2 separate regions of the Mus musculus genome follow, and region 2 is linked to region 1. A link is a contact called in ENCODE POLR2A ChIA-PET data. All regions are on one chromosome and are shown on one strand. Each heading gives the region's core, a stretch centred on a gene start or an enhancer-like site at or near the end of the contact. The rest is flanking DNA. Distances are from core to core; before and after follow the strand shown.

Region 1 (5,370 bases), core at 1,156-3,655:
AAGTAAGCCAGGGAAATGGATGAGGGGAGGGACTGTCATTTCCATGTGCACCGAAACATCTAAGTAACTTTCTTTAAATATCCTGGTACAAACATTTTATTTCCTAGCTGTACCTGACTGGTGGAGTCTGGAGTCTAGATGGCTCAGATAGCATGCAAGAGACTATGCAGGCCACCATCCAGGTCCCTGTTCAGGTATTGACTGGGAGATGAGGAAGGAATAAATAGAACTGCTTGTAATCTTCCTCTTACCAAAATTGTAACCTGTCATCCAGCAAGAAGATGGTCCAGAAGATGACCCACAACTGGTTGGAATCACTGCCCGTAACATTCCAAGAGGAGCCCAGCTAGCTGCTGAGAACCTGGGCATCAGCCTGGCCAGCTTGCTGCTCAACAAAGGAGCCAAGAACATCCTGGATGTTGCACGGCAGCTTAATGATGTGCGCTAACTGGTCTGTAGGGCACAGGAACCCTGGCTGCCACTCCACTGCCTACTTCTGGCTTCCAAGTGCCCTGTGCTCCATCCCTAGGGATGTGATTATCCCAGGAAATTGAACCACGGGGTTGTTGAGACTTCCACTTTGGAAGATATGCCTCACCTTGGGGCCTCCATATCTGCCTTTCCCTCAGTAGTTGGGGGCTTCATCTCTTTAGAGAAAGTCCATGCCAATCTTTGAATGTAACCAATACCACTAATAAACCAGTTTAGAATGTGGTTCTTCTGATAGAGTTGGGGAAGATATGAATAAACCCAAAGCCCTTTTAAACTTGAATTGAGTCTGAGACCTTTCTGTTGTAAAACACGCTGTGATTTGCCTCATGTTCTCAAAAAAAAAAAAAAAAAAAAAAAAAAAAAAAAATCAGCCTTCAATTCCTACAGCCTGTCTTCAGTCAACGGGATCTTCGTGGATTACATAGCCTTTCCCACTCCCACGGCCTGCAGAAAGGGAAGTCCCATTCTCTCCCAAGATGTGCCAGGCACATGGCTCTACCACGGAGCTATATGTCCAGCCCTGGGACTACAGCATTCAACATTAAACCACTTTTTTAAAAAAACAAAACCAAACGATCCTTTAATAAAATTAGCCCATTAAATCTCCCCACTTAAGGTTCTAAACTTGTAATAGCTGCAAAAGTTCCAGTTCAGAAGCCAGAGGCTCAGTCCAGACAGGGATTCACCGGCTTGTGCTGGTATCTAGGTGTTTGGGTTGTAGTTGAGTCGCTGGGGAAGAGGGGATGGATGGCTAGGCCCGGCTGCCAGTCGCCTGCGGCAGGTATAGAACTCTTGTCCACAGGCCGGTAAGCGTCTCTCTGACCCTTGCCGGGAGGTATTCCTAGAGAAACTGGGTTCACATTACAACCATTTTTGGCCCCGCCACACCACACTGGCCTACGAATGGCGACAGGGTCAACTGGTATGAGGCCAGCAACGGTGACACCGAAGGAAACAATGTGATCCATTTCTCCTCCTCTAAGCCCGGCAATCAAGTCACTTTTCAAAGGTCCAGGCGAGGGCTAAGCACCAAGCTGAAGCAAAGACGCCGGGGCTGTAGCTGCGGAGGGACTAACCTTCAAGCCCACCGCGGCCGGACGTCTGAGCGAGGGGCCGAGACTCCGGGAAGGCGCCGCAGCCTCTCCGCACGGAGCCGTCGTCCACAACCGAGAACGGCGAAGCGATGTCACGAGCTCCGGGATGGGCAGGTGCCGCGGCGCCCGCGTCCTCCGTGGCAGAACCGGAGGCCGTGCGGGGTAAGGGGAAGAGTGGCGCGAGGGCGGGGAGGGGAGAGGAGGGAAAGAGAAAGGATGGGGACGCGGCAAGCCGCCGCAGCCCGAAGTGGCTCAGCTCTTTCTGTGAGGGAGGTGGTGGCCCTTAAAAGGGCCTTTGTGGAGGTGTGGGGAGGGCTGGGCGGCCTCGGCGCGGGCCCCCTCAGTACTCCTGAGAGGCCTGCGAGGCCTTCTTGCCGACCGCCGGCGCCTTGGGCCCCACGGTGGCGCTGCTCTTCTTGGGCAGCAGCACGGCCTGGATGTTGGGCAGGACGCCGCCCTGCGCGATGGTCACGCCGCCCAGCAGCTTGTTGAGCTCCTCGTCGTTGCGGATGGCCAGCTGCAGGTGGCGCGGGATGATGCGCGTCTTCTTGTTGTCGCGGGCCGCGTTGCCCGCCAGCTCCAGGATCTCGGCAGTGAGGTACTCGAGCACCGCTGCCAGGTACACCGGCGCGCCTGCGCCCACGCGCTCGGCGTAGTGGCCTTTCCGCAGCAGCCGGTGTACGCGGCCTACAGGGAACTGAAGGCCGGCGCGTGAAGAGCGCGACTTGGCCTTGGCGCGGGCCTTGCCGCCGGTCTTGCCGCGTCCGGACATAGTGTACGAGGTAGAAGAGCTGCGAACAACGCTGAGAGACCACGAACTACCAACCGCCGCAGTCAACGGTCGCCTGGCCGGCCAAGCCCGGCCTTATAAACTCCCTGGACACGCCCCCGCTTCCTCCTGATTGGTTCCTTTTTTAATACCCACCTCTGGTTGGTTGCAATTAACCCTTCGGTGACGCGCCTTAGCTGAGAGAACGCGCCCAGTGATTGGTCCAATTTGAAAACCTTTTACCCGGGGAAGAAGACAAGGCGGAGTGGCCGCAAGCCGGAGGCTGCTCACCCCTGGAAATGGCCAATCCGTGTAGAGCGCGCGAAATTTAAACGCTACGGCGCGACAACAAAACCTGAAGACTAGAAGGGTGGAGCTTGGAGCTACCTCTACAGTTTCTGGGAAATTTGAGTCGGTCTTTGGTCTTAAAGGAAAAGGGTCTACACTATAAGCAGCGTTCTCCTTCCAGGTTAGAGCACTTCCCACTCCCTCCTCTAATCTGGTAGACGGAGGGTTTATTTGTTCATTATTATTTTTAGGTTTGTTTGTTTGTTTTTCGAGACAGGGTTTCTCTGTGTAGCCCTGGCTGTCCTGGAACTCACTCTGTAGACCAGGCTGGCCTTGAATTCAGAGATCCGCCTGCCTCTGCCTCCCAAGCCTGAGGATTAAAGGCGTGCGCCACCACCATCTGGCTTTTGTTTGTTTGAGACAGGGTTTCTCTGAGTAGCCCTGCCTGTCCTGGAACTCAGAGATCAGCCTGCCTCTGCCTCCCTAGTGCAGATTAAAGGGAGGGAGGGTTTAAAAGAAACGAAATGAAACCTCCTAGGAGTTTAATCCTATGCCAGAAAATGGAGCACTGTGATCTTTTATGCTATCACAAGTTTGTGCTGCGATATTTATTCAACATGTTCTGTCTGGTCTTAGTTTGTGACAGGCCTTTTTTGCAAGAAAGGGTCTGATGGAACAGAGATCGGTATCCTATTGGGAAAGGTACCCGGTCTAACCCTTCCAATCTATCCTAAAATGCCTATATAAAAAATAAATATACCAGACTTGGCATATAGTTCAGTGGTAGAGCAGTTAAGTATAAGGAAGCCCCGGTGTTCACTCCTGAAGCACCACGAAGGTTAAAAAGGACAGAGGGAGGGGATGCTACACTAGAGGAACAAGTAAAAGGCAGTCCTTTATTGTCACCGTTCTGAGCACATGGCCCTGCCTCTACGCTTCCCAATCACAACACTTCATTTGATAGTCAAATGTGAGGTCACCTTGGAGTATGTAGCCCTAACTCTAGCCCTAGCCCAGGTTCTCTCTCAAGGCTCAGGTGAATTCCTTTAGAGTTAGCGCTCTGAAAGCTGAGCTACGAATATTTGCATAATAGAGGCTACAAGCCCACCTGGTGAGGCTGCAGATGGGACAGAAAGGGAGGGCAAGGCAAGATGAAAGCCCTAGGCAAAGTCCAACTAGCGGACTTCAAGTCCAGCAAGGTGTCCATCCAGGATATCAGTAGTCACAGATGGCAGAAGCTGAGAACAAAAGTGTCAGCGAGGCCTGGACCAGAGGGTCATCTCGGACCAGACAGAGGCTGGTCCTGGCTGAGGTCCAATGGAGACTGTGAGGTAAAGGGCAGCTGTCAGGGAGCTCAGACATCATAGAAGAGTCGGACGAGTTGGTAACGAATGGAGAAGGTGGCGGCGCTGCTTAGGACCTGGGAGAAGTGGACTGGAATTAGAAGCAAGGCCAACCAGAGATGTAAACGCCATGGCATTACTAAGCCCCACCCTGAGCTGTACCTGCAGGAGCAGCAGGAGCAGGGTGAGGTTTCTCTCATGTATAGGCCCAAAGACTTTAAGTAGCAAGTTGATGAGGGTCATGTTGTTACACTCAGTGAAGGCACCGTCCTCACTCTCACCTTGGTGAACTGTCACTAACCGGAGGTTCTCTGCTACCTGCAGGGACCAGAGGTGAAGATGACTTCAGTTATGCAGATCTACTTCACGAATAGGGATCTTCTTGATGTTCCCAAACTCCCCTTGGGCCTGAAAAGGCCTAGGTTTCTCTTTTCCCAAGTTAAGGATGGCGGCCTCGGGCCTTACCTCCTGTTACCTTGTTACCTTTAAAATAAAGGTGCCCAGGAAAGAGAGGTTCTTGGTCTTGAACTTGGAATAGCTCATTTCCAGTTTGCCTGTCTTTGCGTTGAGTCTGCAATGGGAAGATAATTTCATTTGACTGAATCAGAGACCTCTGCACCCTGGTTACTAAGAAGAGTACTGAGGCCGGGCGTGATGGCGCACACCTTTGATCCCAGCACTCAGGAGGCAGAGGCAGGCGGATTTCTGAGTTCAAGGCCAGCCTGGTCTACAAAGTGAGTTCCAGGACAGCCAGGGCTATAAGGAGAAACCCTGTCTTGAAAAACCAAAAAAAAAAAAAAAAAAAAAAAAAAAAGAGTACTGAGTACTTATGTACTGGAGTTGGTTTCTGGCTCCGTGATCAGGGCTGTTGTAAGCATTACATACTATGTAAGTAAACGAGCTTCGTAAATTACAATGGGCTACCCACATACAGTCGGCTCATCTTTCCCCTCATGTTTTTTTTACATAGGAAATGCAAGTTGGCTTTAGCTATCCCAAGTCAGAAACTATTATGACCCTTGAAAGCCCCAGAGTGGTTACCTGGGCATCCGGTGTCGAGGGCAGGGGATGATATGGAAGAGCTGAGGCAGTGAGTAGAGGAAATTGAATACTTGTGGCATAAAGAAGAGCAGCATGGTCTTGCTGAAGTGTCCCAAGATCCCCACCACGGCAAAAGTCATGCCCGCAAAGTAACAGAAGGTGTCTCCCACAAACACGCGGGACGGGTACCTGTGTGGGAGAGAGGATTTCAGCCAATGGCAAGAGTTGTTACTGACTCTTTCTTTCAGTCACTCGCTCTGAGTAACAGGCCAGCCTTGACCCTGAGTTCTAAAAGAAAGGCTGTTCCAGAAACTCTATAGGCCCCACGGCCCCCAACTCATCT
Region 2 (5,370 bases), core at 1,995-4,494, 270 kb before region 1:
GTGAAATGTCCAGACACATAAAACCTTTAAAAAAATTTTAAGTAAAATTTCTTTTTCAAAATTTCAAGTGATCCTTAACTGTTGTGAAAACCAGGGTAAGTTGCAGTGGTAACACTAGAAGCAAAAAACAAACAAACAAACAAACGTGTCGGAGGTGGTGGCTCACAGGTGTAACCTTAGTACTTTGTAGATTTAAACAGGAAGATTGCCACAGGTTCCAGGTCAGCTTTGGCTACCAAGTAAGCCTGCTCAAAAGCAAACAGAATGGGATAATTTTATTCGCAGAACCTGGTATTACCTTCTACACTGAACTAACACCAGCACATTTATTTCTTAACACACTAATTTATAGACGTCTATGTTCCTTATTTGCTGGGTCGATTACAATGGCAGGTCACACACTACTTGATTACAAATACCTACTGGGCCATGACAAAATGATCTATCCTCCAACTGCAATCAAAACAGTTAATGTAAGGCATAAAGTAGTCAACAACAGAAATAACCAGAAACTGCGGGTCCCCAAGGTCTTCTTCCACTTACTTAATAGTGGCGGCCATGCTCTGGGCTTGCTGTGGAGTGCCATTATTGATTGTGCTGGTGTTCTTCAACTGGTTCAGCTGTGGCTGTGGCTGTGTGCCCCCTCCTCCAGGGCCAGCACTGGCCTTCACAGGGCCCCTCAGCTGGCCGTTCTGACTGGACAGACCCATGATAACAGGGTTCTCTGTTCTGGCCGTGCTCATGCTTTGTTAGCTGCACAGGTGTCTCTTCCAAACTTCAAACTTTTCAAAGTCAGTAGAGAAACTGTAATAACAGTTTATGAGGCTCTCCAAAATGAAGAGATAAATAAGTCCTGCTCAATAATATGAGTCCTTTATTGCAGTTCAGGCAAGCACCTGTAAGTCTCTCAACGGTGAGCAGCAGTAGTTAACTTGCTTTCATGCACCGAATCAACTTTTTTTTTTAAAGCCCTCTAACAAGCTTGAATTATATCTGAATTCACTCACTTCAATCTGAAACAAAGAAAAAATTAAATTAGCAGACAACAAAGTTGGGGGAAAATTGTTCCCTTTTAAAGAGCTCCTTTAGAATGCTCACCTTCTAGAGAACCACTAACAGCCACACTCAGGCCAAATCACTACTTGAGATAAGAAAGACACATCGAAGAACTGCCTTAAAAAACCCAATCTACAAAAAAAAAAAAAAAAAAAAAAAAAAATCTAACCTCAAACATTTAAAATTCCAAGATCAAAGAAACTTAGAGAAAGTGAGGCAGAAAGATACTATTGATAAAATTCAAATTCACTCTCAAATAACAATCTGTTCTCCAATCGCCCCTGATGAATTCGAAGTCCTGCCACCTTTAAAAGTCATTACGTTTAATTGCATTAAGACTTGAAATATCACTCAATTTACTTAATGTACATCTAGATTTGACCAAGACAAGTTATTAACTTTTTTTCTATTTCTGACAGAAACCAAAAACCTTAAAACGAGAAGACTTTTCAAAAAAAAAGTTGAAAGCTGTTAGTGCTGCCTTTTAATACAACACTTTTCAAAATAAAGTTCAAAGGTGGGGGCGGGGAGTCCTGTAGTTAAGGGGGAAAGAAATACCAGAGAGTTAAACTTACAGGTTTAATAAAATTCTCCCAAATCACCTAGAATACAGCGTCTAATTAACAGTTATTTTAAGAAAGAGTTGGTCAACCTCCTCTACTTTAAATTGTTCCCCAAATGGAATTCTCAAAATTTGGTAAATAAAATATTACTAAGGACTTGTAAGTATAAGTCCAACTCCTTCAGTTTTATTTTGTAACCCCCTTACATTTCACTGGCACCCGAAACACTAGCTTAATTAGTACTGGTTATCTTTGCCTCAAACCAAGTATCCCAAATCCATAATTTAGAAGTCAAAAGATATCTCAAGTTAAATACATCAACTTGCTCACAAATGCTTCTATCACATTAAATTGTTTATTTGTTATCTCAATAGGTATTTTCTGTATTGACAGCATACGATCAACAGTATCAGGTCCGTCAAACAGGAAGGCTTACTGTTTGTACAGCACTAAGAGGATGAAGGGGGCAACCTCTGAATCCTAACCGACACCATCAGTACTGTCAATCAAGCACAGTAAAACCTCCTAGCGCCTTAAACCCAGAGACTTCGATAACTGCTCCCTCCAGAAACGGATACCTGCACTGCAGCTTTATGGCTCAGTGGGAAATTTTTCGTCCTACCCCTTCCCAATTTAGATTTGCAAGTTATATTCCTAAAACAAAACCACGAAGGAACATAAGACTTAGTTGGGAGGAGCCCCTGGCAGAGTTAATTACAGCAGGGCCCAGACCGTGGTTAGCAATTGACAGTTTTCACACCTAAAACAGTCCCATAAGCTCCAACAAGGGCTTTTGTTTGCAAATACAGGGCGATTTCTATACGCCTCAACAGGAAGTAGGAGTGATTGGGGTTCTTACGAAGGTAAAGGGGGGCTATGGCGAAGGGAAAACCCTAAGCCAAGAATCGGAGTCCGGTAACCGTAAGGCAATAATTCCTCGCCCCCTCCCCCAACTTCCCTCGCTTCAAACCCAGCTCCCTCGGATCAAAAAGCAAAAGGGTTTCTGCCCTGCAATCCTATCTGCGCCACAAGAGCCGGAACCAGCTCTGCGAGTGGGAAACAATAGGGACTCCCCCCCCTCAGAAGGCCCGGAAGAGAACCCCGAAACTGGACCGCCTCTCCTCCCCTCTTACGCCGCCGAGTCTCCCCCAAACCCTCTGTCCCCACCAACCTGCAAGGCCTACTTGCAAGCGAGCAGCCGCGGCTCCTCTCCCAGCCGAGTCCCCGGCCAGCACAGCCCTGCCACCCCCCGCAGGGCTGCCCTGCCTCGCACTCCCAACCTCACTCGGGTGTCCCGGCCGGTGTTCCGTCCCCGCTCCCGTCTACCGCACCGCTCGTCCAGAGCTCCCCGCCGCTCCTCCTCCATACCCCGCACACGCCACATTCCTCGGTTCCACTCCTCTCCGCCGCCCCCGCTCTTCTCAGCGGCCACCCGCCCGTCCTCCCGGGCCAGGCCTGGGCCTCGGGCTTCTGCCCGAAGGGGGCTCCCTGATACCCTCAGGATCCTGCCGACCCCGACCACGCCGCCTCACCCCACGCCCCGCGGCTCGGGCCCGAGTCCTACCACCGAGGCCACTCCCGCTCCGCACCCTCGGTCCTTTATTGTTGACTCGAAGCTCCCAAAATGGCGGCGGCTCCTTCCTCCTCGGAAACCTCCGCCCGCCCCCACCCGGCCCCTCGCCGCGACGCCCGCCGCCCCGCCCCGCCCCCGCCGCGACGCTCGCTGCCCGCGCAGCTCGCCGCCGCCGCCGCCGCCGCCACCCCGCACTACCTCGGCCGGCGCCCGCTGTGCCGGCGCCCCCGATGTCGCCGCCGCCGGGCTGAGCTGACTCTGCTGCTCTGCCCCCTCCCTCGCCCGCCGCCGTCGCCTCCCTCCCTCCTTCCCAGCCGCTCCGCATGGCGGCGGCCGCGGCTCCTCCTCCTCCACACAAGATGGCGAGAGCTCGGCCGCTGCAGCTGCAGCCGCCGCGGCGTCACGGCTTCCTGGGCGCGGCGGGCGAGGGTCGGGAGAGACCGGCCTTTGACGGGGCCGAGCTCAGGGAAACACGGGGTTGCTTTCGGGACGGAGGGACGGACGGATGGACGGACGGGCGAGAGGGCTTGCCTGCAGAGCTGACGAGACCGCTGGGGAAATGAATGGCGGTGGCCGAGGACTGTCGCCCTTGCCTTCGTTCGTCCCTTCGGAGCTGGGCTGACGGGTCCCGGGCCGGAGGGGACGTCTGCTGACTGCTGACCTCGGACACACTCGGAGGGCAGCCTGCGCGGGTCCGGAAGCTGAGCTGGGATGGCCGGGAGGACGCTGCGAGGCCAGGGCGTGCAGAAAAGTGGGGCCTTTGGGGCCGATGCTGTCTGAGAGGGAGCGGGAAGGGGCACCGGGGGAAGCAGTGAGCCGGGAGCGCGCCCTCGGTCGTGGGCTATCAAACCCGGAGTGCAGGCGAGGTGACCCTTTGCTCCTGCCCGCAGTGGCACTCTTCTAGAAAGAAGGGCGGATCGCCTCTACCAGTGAGGGCTCGCTGTGCAAATGGGAGACCCGTAGATTCTCCTGCCTGACCCTTACTGCAGATATTTGTGCGTTTGTTTCTATGATTCTCGGATCCTGATGTCTTATCCTTAACCTAGAAAGTCGTCTTGTTCCAAGCAAAACAAACTTTTTTGTTTGTTAAGTAAAAATCGAGCTGGGCCGGAGAAAGTTAAAAACTCGCGTCTTACGCTGCTGGAGGGCTGGAAATACTGACAGTGGTTAAACCCTTTGGGACAGTGCGATTCCTTACTAAACACCGACGTTAGGGAATCCTGGACAGTCAGTACTTAGTCACTGACTTGCAGCTTCCATATTTTTACCGCTGCTTCCAACTTGAGACCAATCAGAGAAAGCCAAATATGCTCTCTAAACCAATGACTCCCTGCTTCCAGCCCTCCTGCTTCTTAGCTAGCAACATCCAATCAGAATAAGTCTGAAGCCCCCCCCCCCCTTTTAAACCGCTGCGCTCTCCTGTTTTTTGTTTTTTGTTTTTTACTTGAGAGCCCAAGTCTACCAAACTCCAGTGCATGCTTGCCATAGCAAGCACAGAGTAGAATAATAGCCAGTTGTCATTTGTGCCACCACACCCAGCACTCTTAATGTATTATGATGATGGTGATGCTTTTTGCAATTCTGAGTTTAAAGCATTTTTATCTCCCACCCAGATTTTAAAATAGCTACTCCTGCAAGGGAATAGGCCCATACCTTGTGTTCACTCTGGAGAGAAGCTAAGTGATCTCTTAGGAAAAGCTATGAGGCTTTGTTTGCCCCTTTTGCTTGCTTGGTTGGTTTTAAGACAATTTCTCTGTGTAGCTCTGGCTGTCCTGGAACTCACTCTGTATAGTCCAGGCTGTCCTCGAGCTCATAGGGACACCTGCCTCTGCCTCCTAAGTGCATTCGCCACCAACCCCTGACCTAAAAATTGTTTTTATTTCTCTTAAAGTTTATTTTATTTGATGTGTATGGGGACCTGTATATCTGTTTACCATGTGTGCCTGGGAACTGAGGAGGCCGGAAGGGGTCCTCTGATCCCTTGGAGCTGGAGTAACATGATTGTGAGCTACCATGTAGGTGCTGGAAATGAACCATGCTGTTCGCAAGTGCAGCCTGTGGGGGTTTTTTTGTTTTGGTTTGGTTTTGGTTTTGGTTTTTTGGTTTTTCGAGACAGGGTTTCTCTGTATAGCCCTGGCTGTCCTGGAACTCACTTTGTAGACCAGGCTGGCCTCGAAC

Evidence for each region. ChIA-PET counts read pairs that join two places held with the same protein, here RNA polymerase II (POLR2A).
Region 2: POLR2A ChIA-PET joins it to region 1 with 14 read pairs in embryonic stem cell. The contact joins the promoter of Ddx6 here to the promoter of H2ax in region 1. POLR2A ChIA-PET finds 5 or more read pairs at or near these places in 4 of 5 experiments (Patski and embryonic stem cell).

Annotation. Positions count from the first base shown.
Region 1 is chr9:44,331,750-44,337,119 of GRCm38, reverse strand. H2ax (H2A.X variant histone) reads right to left here and starts at 2,405. Exons shown (of 1, transcript NM_010436.2): 1 at 1,043-2,405. The coding sequence starts at 2,358. The coding sequence ends at 1,927. Dpagt1 (dolichyl-phosphate (UDP-N-acetylglucosamine) acetylglucosaminephosphotransferase 1 (GlcNAc-1-P transferase)) reads right to left here. Exons shown (of 9, transcript NM_007875.3): 6 at 5,028-5,216; 7 at 4,470-4,557; 8 at 4,149-4,304; 9 at 3,225-4,063. The coding sequence ends at 3,998. Hmbs (hydroxymethylbilane synthase) reads left to right here. Exons shown (of 14, transcript NM_001110251.1): 12 at 1-2; 13 at 108-194; 14 at 275-772. The coding sequence ends at 448.
Region 2 is chr9:44,602,766-44,608,135 of GRCm38, reverse strand. It overlaps Ddx6 (DEAD (Asp-Glu-Ala-Asp) box polypeptide 6), which reads right to left and starts at 3,244. Exons shown (of 14, transcript NM_181324.3): 1 at 3,184-3,244; 2 at 544-1,013. The coding sequence starts at 743.